Regions from separate parts of the Homo sapiens genome. Here all the other regions are linked to region 1. Evidence: chromatin contacts called from ENCODE Hi-C or POLR2A ChIA-PET data. All regions are on one chromosome and are shown on one strand. The core of a region is the stretch at or near the end of the contact, and the rest is flanking DNA. Distances in the headings are between cores, read along the strand shown. Region 1 has its middle 32 kb from the start of KCMF1. Region 2 has its middle 11 kb from the start of GNLY. Region 3 overlaps ST3GAL5 (ST3 beta-galactoside alpha-2,3-sialyltransferase 5).

Region 1 (3,031 bases), core at 100-2,599:
ATTTTGCCACCATTTTCTCTTCTAGGACTGCTTCTTTCCTTGCATGTGTATGAAATTACATTTGTATAAGGTGTTGCATGGCAGCACTGTTGGTAATAACTAAGACTGGAAGTAACCTCTGTGCTCAACATAAATAACAATGATGGTGCAACTGCATAAAGAAATACTATGCAACTATAAAAAAAAGAGGAACCTCTTTAGGTACTGATCTGGATCATTCCAAGATATCCTGATATATGAAAAAGCATGTATCTGAACCCTGTTATATTAATAATATGCTGCCTTTTGTAGGAAAAAAAGGAAAAAAGTATATATATGCATACACACTCATATAATTTGTATATGTATAAACTAGCTCTGGAAGGAAACAAAAGAAACCAGTAGATCCTCTGGGGAAGGGAACTGGGTGTCCCAGAGTGGGAAACTCCACTGTGTATTCTTTTTACCATTGGAATTTTGAACTTATTATGTTTTGTTTATTTATTTACTTATTTATTATTTTTTTGAGACGGAGTCTCGCTCTGTTGCCTAGGCTGGAGTGCAGTGGTGCCATCTCGGCTCACTGCAAGCTCCGCCTCCTGGGTTCAAGTGATTCTTATGCCTCAGCCTCCCAAGTAGCTGGGATTATAGGTGCCTGGCTAATTTTTCTATTTTTAGTAGAGACGGGGTTTCGCCATGTTGCACAGGCTGGGATTTCAGGTATGCGCCACCACACCCTGCTAATTTTTGTATTCTTAGTAGAGACAGGGTTTCACCATGTTGGCCAGGCTGGTCTCAAACTCCTAACTTCAAGTGATCCGCCCACCTAGGCCTCCCAAAGTGCTGAGATTACAGGAGCAAGCCACTGTGCCTGGCCTGATTTTTTAAAGAGCTCCCTCCCCCAGTCTCCCTAGCTGAGATTGGGGGGTGAGGGCAATTTGCATCTCAGGGAAGGTATGCTGGTCTCATTTCATCTCAATGATCCTTTATCTCCTCCACCAGAAAGCCCATCTTTGGTCATTTCTTTCTTCACATTGACTTGGCATAAACTTTTAACGTTATCAACAACTGCTTAGCCTAATATTAGCTTTCATTTCCCTTCTCCTTCCCACAGAAGGCTTTGTGCTTTCACGAACTCCCGGTTTGGTCAGGCTAAGGTTCTGGATTTCAGTCTTGGCTCTAGCGGCCGGCAGCTGTGTGGACACTCTACCATCTCAGTCTTTATTGCTTGACAATTGTAGCTGCTTTCAGCAAAGTTTGTTAAGCTCAGGGGCTGTTCCAATTGTCAGTTCTTCCTCCTCTGGTGGGGAAAGTCCCCTTTAAAGCCACGTGCTTAAAACTGAAACCTGCAGGCCATCACAAAGGCGGGGTCTCCACACCCATCTCAGCTCCACCAACTGCAGGCTCCCAAGTACCTCTTACACCCTTGCTGATGACCGCCCTTGGAGGAAGTTCAAGGCCAAGGTGGCTTGAGAAACCCAGCTCTTGGCAGTTTCTAAATCTAGATTAATTTTCCCTCCAGAGAGGAAATTTTGTTGGTTGCAACCTGGTTGCTGCCATGTGACCAGGCTTGGCCAGTCCAGATCTTCCCCCAGGTAGAAGGATCTGGATAGACTGACGGCAGACAAATAGAGACTGTTCTCAGCAGCCACGGCAGTAGACTGCAGACTGCAGCCTTAAGTAACCACCCCCCACCCCTACCCTCATCCCCTTCACTTTCACCACTACCCTTTCACATCACCACCATCATAATCACTACCCCTGCCGTCACACCAAGGTCACCTTACAACTCCATTTGTCTAGCAGAGACTTCACTGAAAGATTGGGGTAATAACTAAATAACTGCAGAGGATGAACATGGTCATGTATCTGTGTAGCTAAAGGAACAGTCCCAGTGCATCCCATGGATCTGAGGGAGGCCTAAGGAGCTCTACCAGGAACATCCCTTCCCTGCAGACCTGCTGGTGGGTCCGCAGCTCAGCAAACTAGAAAACTGTGGACACGGCTGGGTGAGGTGGCTCATGCCTGTAATCCCAGCACTTTGGGAGGCCGAGGTGGGCGGATCACCTGAGGTCAGGAGTTTGAGACCAGCCTGGCTAACACGGTGAAACCCCCATCTCTACTAAAAATGCAAAAATTAGCTGGGCATGGTGGCGGGCATCCCTACTCAGTAGGCTGAGGCAAAAGAATTGCTTGAACCCGGGAGGAGGAGGTTACAGTGAGCCGAGATTGTGCCATTGCACTCCAGCCTGGGCAACAAGAGTGAAACTCCGTCTCAAAAAAAAAAAAAAAAAAAGAAAAAAATAACTGTGTAGACTCTGACACTGTGGCATAAATATAAATGTACCCTAACATGCATGGGAACTTGTTTCTAACTTAGCATGTAGCGTGATGAAATGAAAAATAAGGTCTGTTATACCACATAAGGGTTCAGTTAAAGTCTTACCTCAGGATGTTTCTCCTCTGGTTTCACTTTTTAAATGAGTAATAAATCACACGTGTCATCTTTATAAGAAACTCCAGGATAGAGTTTTATTATTTTTTTTCTGGTCTTATATAAAAAAGAGTTGTACTTCTTTAGATTCAGGAGTGTGCCTTTTTTTTTTTTTCTTTGAGACAGGGTCTCATTCTGTCTCCCAGGCTGGAGTGCAGTGGTGTGACCACAGCTCATGAGGCATCCTCCCACTTCAGCCTCCTGAGTAGCTGACCACAGGCGTGTGCCACCACACCCTGCTAATTTTTAAAATTTTTTGTAGAGGTGGGGTCTTACTATGTTGCCCAAGCTGGTCTTGAACTCTTGGACTCTCACATGGACCTCCCAAAGTGCTGGGATTACAGGTGTGAGTCACCATGCCCGGCCAAGAGTTTGCCTTTATCACATAGTTATTGTAAACTGCATAACTAATCAGATTTCCCTTTTCACACAGGCTGCTAGGAAACTTTGAGTCAAATATACGGCCCAGCTCTGGCAAGCATTGAATTCTTTAAGCTCTGAATTTTTTTTTTCTTTTTTTCTTTTTTCTTTTTGAGATGGAGTTTCACTCTTGTTGCC
Region 2 (2,991 bases), core at 492-2,991, 770 kb before region 1:
ACCACAGAATAAGAGGCTCAGACACAGGAAATCAAGATGACGGCAGTCACTTCCCCTGTTAGTGTCCTCATACTACCAGTCCTGCTCCCATGAGTGGCAGGAGAGGGCAAGAGGCACCCACGGGGGGCGTGCTGGAAGTCTGTTGCAAGAACCCCAGGGTTTTCGGCCTGAGCAAGGGGAAAGCATATCTCACTTAGGTCACCATTTTTCTACGGGTAAATCTCCATCCAGTTCCTGATTCTGTCAGAGACATCTCTTCCTATTTGGAAGTACCACAGTGACAGTACCCACCTGCCAGCACAAGCTGTGCTGGGAATTTGGCACTGCCTATTCCTCTGCCTATCTTCTTTTGGAGAATTATCTGGCACCTACTTTGTACAGTCTTGGTGGAGAGTAAACCCAGCATCCGCCATCCCATTCCTAAGACAAAAGGGTCTTCCAGGTGCCCTGCCGCTGCCTGACTTTCCTCTCGCCATCTTACAGCAACCAAAGGCAGGCATGAGAACTAAGCTTGGACTTGCTTTCCTAGGAATGTGACTATGGAGTAAGAAACACAAGGACAGAAGGAGTGGTGGAAGCTCATTCATCCCAGTAATGGCACCTAGGCAAGACTGTGGAACCGTCCCTGCTTCCAAAACCATCTGAGCTGCCTGGCCCCTGTCTGTTTAAGCTCTGTTCTAGTCCTTCCCTTCCATCCTGTGGCAGCCATGGCCGCCCTGTCACTTCCCTTGTCTTAATTTAGGCTGAGTCCATTTCTGCTTCTTATCATCAATGAGCCTGGCCTTATACGAGCTCATCCTGAGGAAGAAAGAATTCCTATTTCCCCTTCCGAGGGAAGACCAAGGTGGAGCCTAAAGAAAAAATATGACCTTCCTACCCTGAGGGAATAAACTTGCTATGATTCTTAGCCGAAAAGAAGTCTACATAATTTGCTAGGCCTAACCAACAGCCAGTTGGTAACTTCTAAGCAGAACATGGAAAACCTGAGTGTGCTTGGCAGAAAGTTAGGACACCTGTTATGAAAAGGGAAGAGAGGAGTGGAATTTCAAGTGGTTACTCAACTCACCCACTCTCTATTGCATCACTCCTCAGACTTGTGCTGGGAACATTGCAGGGTCAAGCCCATTGCCTCACAGGATGAAGGAAATGGTCAACACTGTCAGGGACTTGGTTTTCCTCCCCCCAGCCATTTCCAGTCCTGTGCAGAGCATTCTGGTCCTGCTATTCCTCAAGGATATGTGCCCAGATTATTTACCCCAAGTTACAAGGGAGCTCAGGCCTCCATTCTTTGGAGAAAGGTGGATTTGTGTGGTGGTTCACAGCTAAGACTGCCTGGATTCAAATCCCAAATCTGCCAAGGCAATTATGGGGACTGAGCCCCCAACCTGTGGGATCTGACACTGTCTCCAGATAAATAGCGTCAGAATTGAGTTGGAGGACACCTAGCTGGTGTCCACTGCGGAACTGACTGCTTGCTTGCTGGTGGGGAGAAACAGCCACGTATTTAGGAGTCAGAGAAGTCTTCTGTGTTGATTGTTGTTGTGTTGGTGTAAGAGCAGAGGAAAAACATGGTTTGTTTTTCCATAAAAGGCATTGTTGAAAACAACAGAGCAATCAGCCAGGAATTAGCGTAGTTTAACGGATAGCTGTGGTCAGAGAAAGAAATAGATAAGAGAGCCCCGCCAAAACCACTGTCATTACAGGATGACTGTGGGTACACTCAAGGCAACGCTCCTTAAGGTGCAACATCAGAGGCTTCACACTGTGGCAGGTGGGGGAATTCACTAAAATAATCCAACCAGTCACCAAACAACAAAACAAGTAAATAACAGTATCAAGCTTGGGTAGGGGCAGGGGGATGACCGGTAGCCAGATATGTGACAATATATTGTCTAAAAAGCCCAGTTTCCCAGAGAAACTTAAGAGCTATAAAAAGAAATAAAAGAGTGATCCATACACACACACACAAAAAAAAAACAGGAACAGAAACTGCCTGTGAAAGCAACCAGATATCAGATTTAACAAAGATTTCCTAGCAACCATTATAAATATGTTCAGAAATAACTAAAGAAAACTGTGATTGAAGAAGTAAAGAAAGATATGATGATAATGTCTCATCAAATAGAAATATTAATACAGAGATAGAATTATTCTTAAAAAGAACCAAATGGAAATTCTGGAGTTGAAAAGTACAATAACTAGTGGGGCACGGTGCCTCACACTTGTAATCCCAGCACACTGGGAGGTCGAGGCAGTCAGATCACCTGAGGTCAGGAGTTCGAGACCAGCCTGGCCAACATGGCAAAACCCCATCTCTACTAAAAATACAAAAATTAGGCTTGGTGGTACGCGCCTGTAATCTCAGCTACTCGGGAGGCTGAGGCAGGAGAATTGCTTGAACCCAGGAAGCAGAGGTTGCAGTGAGCCAAACTTGCGCCACTGCACTCCAGCCTGGGCAACCAGAGCAAAACTCCATCTCAAAAAAAAAAAAAAAGAAGAAGAAGAAAAGTACAATTACTAAAATGAAAAATTCACTAGTGGAGCTCAACAGTAAATCTGAACAATCAGAAGAAAGAATTAGCCAACTTGAAGATATTAATAAATCAATAGAGATTATGCAATCCAAAGAACAGAGAGAAAATAGAATGAAGAAAAATAAACAGAGCCTCAGAGGACTGGTACACCATAAGCACGCCAACATATGCAGAACAGAATACAGAAGAGAAGGAGACAAAGAACAAAACAGAAAAAAATAGTTGAAGAAATAATGGCTGAAAATGTCACGAATTTATTGAAAAACAATCTACATACCCAGGAAGCTCAATAAACTCTAAATAGGATACATGCAAAGAGATCCACAAATAAATATATCACATTAGAAATGCTGAAAGCCGCCGGGCCTAGTGGCTCACGCCTGTAATCCCAGCACTTTGGGAGTTCAAGGTGGGTGGATCACCTGAGGTTAAGAGTTTGAGACCAGCCTGGCCAACA
Region 3 (2,954 bases), core at 367-2,866, 920 kb before region 1:
TAGAACTAGGAGAAAAATTCAGTGAGAGCCCTCAAGATGGCTAATGTTGGAGAGGCATGCTTGGTCAAAGGATGCCTCAGACATTCAAAGGCACGTCTGAGTAAAGACTGAGTGCACAGCCGGAGTGAGCCTGTACAGCTGGCTGTATTTGGTAAGTGCACAGTGCCCAGTAGCTGCTCAGGCTCTCTACCTTGGCCTGGATGCCTGGGAGAGCAGCTCTCACCGTGCACTGCTCTTCATGCCCTTATTTAACAAAAGAGGGCTTTTCCCTTAGCTATTGTAAGTTAATCTAAAATATGGTTAATTAAATTTCCCTGAAGGCCCTTGAATACTGTTAAATATCGAATACTAAAAATGATGACAGGTGTTTGAGCCAGGTCACCCTTATATCCTAATAAGTGATAGAATTAATCAAGGAGGAACTTGGCAGGTGTCTTTTTTTACATATATACCAGTCAAACCTAGTTGAAAATTGCCCTTTTTTCATGTCTAAACATAGAAATCCAACCTTGCAATCTAGTCTTCTGTCTCACTTTACTGACTTAGGAAGTGTAGGGGAAAAGGAAATTTATAAGAATAAGGCTTATGTTACATTCAGCCTCCCTTGAGTCACCAACCAATATTTATTGAGGCCCACCACGTTCATGACGTCATGCTGGGCGCCAGCCACAAGGCAGCAGGGGAGATAGACCTGCGCCCTGTGCTGCTTAGGCTGTGGGTGAGGTGGACTCGCTCCAGGAATTAAGGCACAGTCTGATATGTGCTACAGACACTGGGCTTGCCTTCACACCCTTTTCTTTTATTTTTTTTTTAAATCAAAATAAGGGAAGTGTATGCACTGAATGTAACACCTTTTCTGGGGCTGAAGAGAAGAATAGGTAATATTAGGTTTTCAAGATTGAAAATTCAAAAGGTATTAAAGAGTCTCAGTGAAACACCTTCTCATCCCTGCTCCCCATTTACCCTCCATATTTAAAGATAACCAGTGTCACCGGTTTCTTGTGTATATGAGAAATATTTTGTGTGTGTGTGCTCTGCCATGCCCCGTGCCCAAACCCACTTTTACACAAATTGATAGCATCCTGTTCACTTATCATTATACATAATCCCAACTTGTCCAAGTTGTCATGGGAAGCCTGTTTTAAATGAGAATTTTAAAGTTTTTAAAACACTCCCAGCAACACTTCATTGTATTCTCATCCTCAAATATTAAGAAATATTTTGCATCTATTATGTATAATATATTATGCTAGATGCAATTTTTTTGAAAAAAAAACTGCCCCTTTATTTAGAAAATGGATTACTTTCTCTTTATTTCTTGCATTTGTTTTTTCAAGAACAGAATTGTTTAAAGCAGTGGTTCTTAAATTTTGGTTGAAACTTTTTAGCTTGCGGTTTGTGTCACTGGAGAACTTAGTAAAAATGAGATTTCTAAAACTAAGACTAGACTCAGCTCTTTTCTCCAAGTCGTGTGTGTGTGTGTGTGTGTGTATTAAACTATATAATAGTGTGAATTTATCAGATCTGTAAAAAATATTTTTTAGGTCATCTTAAGGGTAACTAATGGTCCTGTCTCATTTCCCAGTCGGCCTCACTTCCGGGTAGAATTCTTTAGACGTACTGTGAATAAACTGTTTCTTTTCTTTTCTTTTTTTTTTTTTTTTTTAAGGACTGACAGAATTTTCAGGTCACAAAAGATTGAAGCCGAGATTCTGTAGTTCAAGTCTATTACTTGATTTTAAGTTCAATAATTGACATTGTGATTCAGATTTTGTTACAGTGCTCTTGCAAAAAAAGTTTTTTCTGTGTTTGCTTATAACAAAGACAGTCATAAATGACTAGTTTATCTTGTCAGGAAAATAGGAAATGGCCCCTTCCTTTCACCCCAATGTCAACTTAAAGATTGTAGTTTTATGCTGCATAGCAGGCAGACTCATTTAGGATTCCGTTTTCAGTTTCACATTGCATCTCATGATTCTCACATGACTACATCATAATACCTAATTGATTTTTTTCCAGATGTACATTGCTTGTGTTTGGAGTGTGGATCCTTTATATCCTCAAGTTAAATTATACTACTGAAGAATGTGACATGAAAAAAATGCATTATGTGGACCCTGACCATGTAAAGGTTAGATATCCCATTGGTGTGGTTTAAATGAAAACATTGCCAAGCATATGCTCAAACTATAATATCATTAGTCTACTGTGTGACAAATATATGTTAATAAAAGTTTGAACTCAGAGGGGAAAGCACTTAATCTCAGCACTCCAAAACCAAAGACAACCTTCTTCTAAAAACCCACCACTAACTACTCCACAGTATCCTTCTCCCATTTACTGCAGCTGGGGTGTGGGATGAGGTGGGCTCAACCCAACAGGCTCTAGGGCTCCTCTCCTGGAATTAATTTGCCCTGATGCTATAAAGTAAACAACAAAGAAATTCTTTCTTTTTTCTTTTCTCCCTTTTTTTTTTTTTGAGTCAGGGTCTCGCTCTGCACCCAGGGTTGAGTGCAGTGGCAAGAACACGGCCACCTCAGCCTTCTGAGTAGCTGGGACCACAGGTGTGCACCACCATGCCTGACTAATTTTTTTATTTTTTGTGGAGATGGGGTCTTGCCATGTTGCCCAGGCTGATCTTGAACTCCTAGGCTCAAGCTATCCTCCCGCCTTGGCCTCCCAAAGGTCGGGGATTACAGACATGAGCCACCATGCCTGGCCAGAAATTCTCTTAGTATCATCTGTCCTTCCTGTGTTTTATTTTTAATTTTAATGAATTCACATTGCATTGCAAGATTTTTCTTTCAGCTTACATTTATGTTTCCAAATCAAGTGACATATCAAATGCTTATGTCACTGATTATTTTAGTGGCTGGATTATCTGATAACATTTAGCCCAGGATGGAGGAAGAGATGATTTTAAATAAAGTAGCATGAGAGGGATGATAACTGAC

Evidence for each region. A loop is a pair of places that touch in the nucleus more often than their neighbours do. ChIA-PET counts read pairs that join two places held with the same protein, here RNA polymerase II (POLR2A). Pooled maps may share reads with other maps.
Region 2: a loop to region 1 is called in a pooled map, with 4 times the contacts of the local background. The contact joins two enhancer-like sites. A Hi-C loop is called at or near these places in 2 of 50 pooled maps. POLR2A ChIA-PET finds 5 or more read pairs at or near these places in 2 of 52 experiments (GM12878 and OCI-LY7).
Region 3: a map with no recorded cell type shows a loop between it and region 1 (5-fold over the local background). The contact joins two enhancer-like sites. A Hi-C loop is called at or near these places in 2 of 37 single-sample maps with no recorded cell type and 2 of 50 pooled maps.

Annotation. Positions count from the first base shown.
Region 1 is chr2:84,938,114-84,941,144 of GRCh38, reverse strand. No RefSeq gene overlaps it. Among named protein-coding and RNA genes, the nearest start is that of KCMF1, 32 kb to the left of the region's middle. RefSeq lists an enhancer at 1,127-1,636. Within about 2 kb of position 1,349, at least 13 of the 41 ENCODE cell types and tissues checked have a DNase peak (open chromatin) inside an H3K27ac peak, as active enhancers do; they include GM12878, where a contact is called at or near this core.
Region 2 is chr2:85,703,866-85,706,856 of GRCh38, reverse strand. No RefSeq gene overlaps it. Among named protein-coding and RNA genes, the nearest start is that of GNLY, 11 kb to the right of the region's middle. RefSeq lists an enhancer at 1,396-1,897. Within about 2 kb of position 1,741, at least 22 of the 41 ENCODE cell types and tissues checked have a DNase peak (open chromatin) inside an H3K27ac peak, as active enhancers do; they include GM12878, where a contact is called at or near this core.
Region 3 is chr2:85,860,358-85,863,311 of GRCh38, reverse strand. ST3GAL5 (ST3 beta-galactoside alpha-2,3-sialyltransferase 5) reads left to right here. Exons shown (of 7, transcript NM_003896.4): 3 at 2,020-2,131. Among named protein-coding and RNA genes, the nearest start is that of ST3GAL5, 27 kb to the left of the region's middle. RefSeq lists an enhancer at 1,936-2,015. Within about 2 kb of position 1,616, at least 6 of the 41 ENCODE cell types and tissues checked have a DNase peak (open chromatin) inside an H3K27ac peak, as active enhancers do.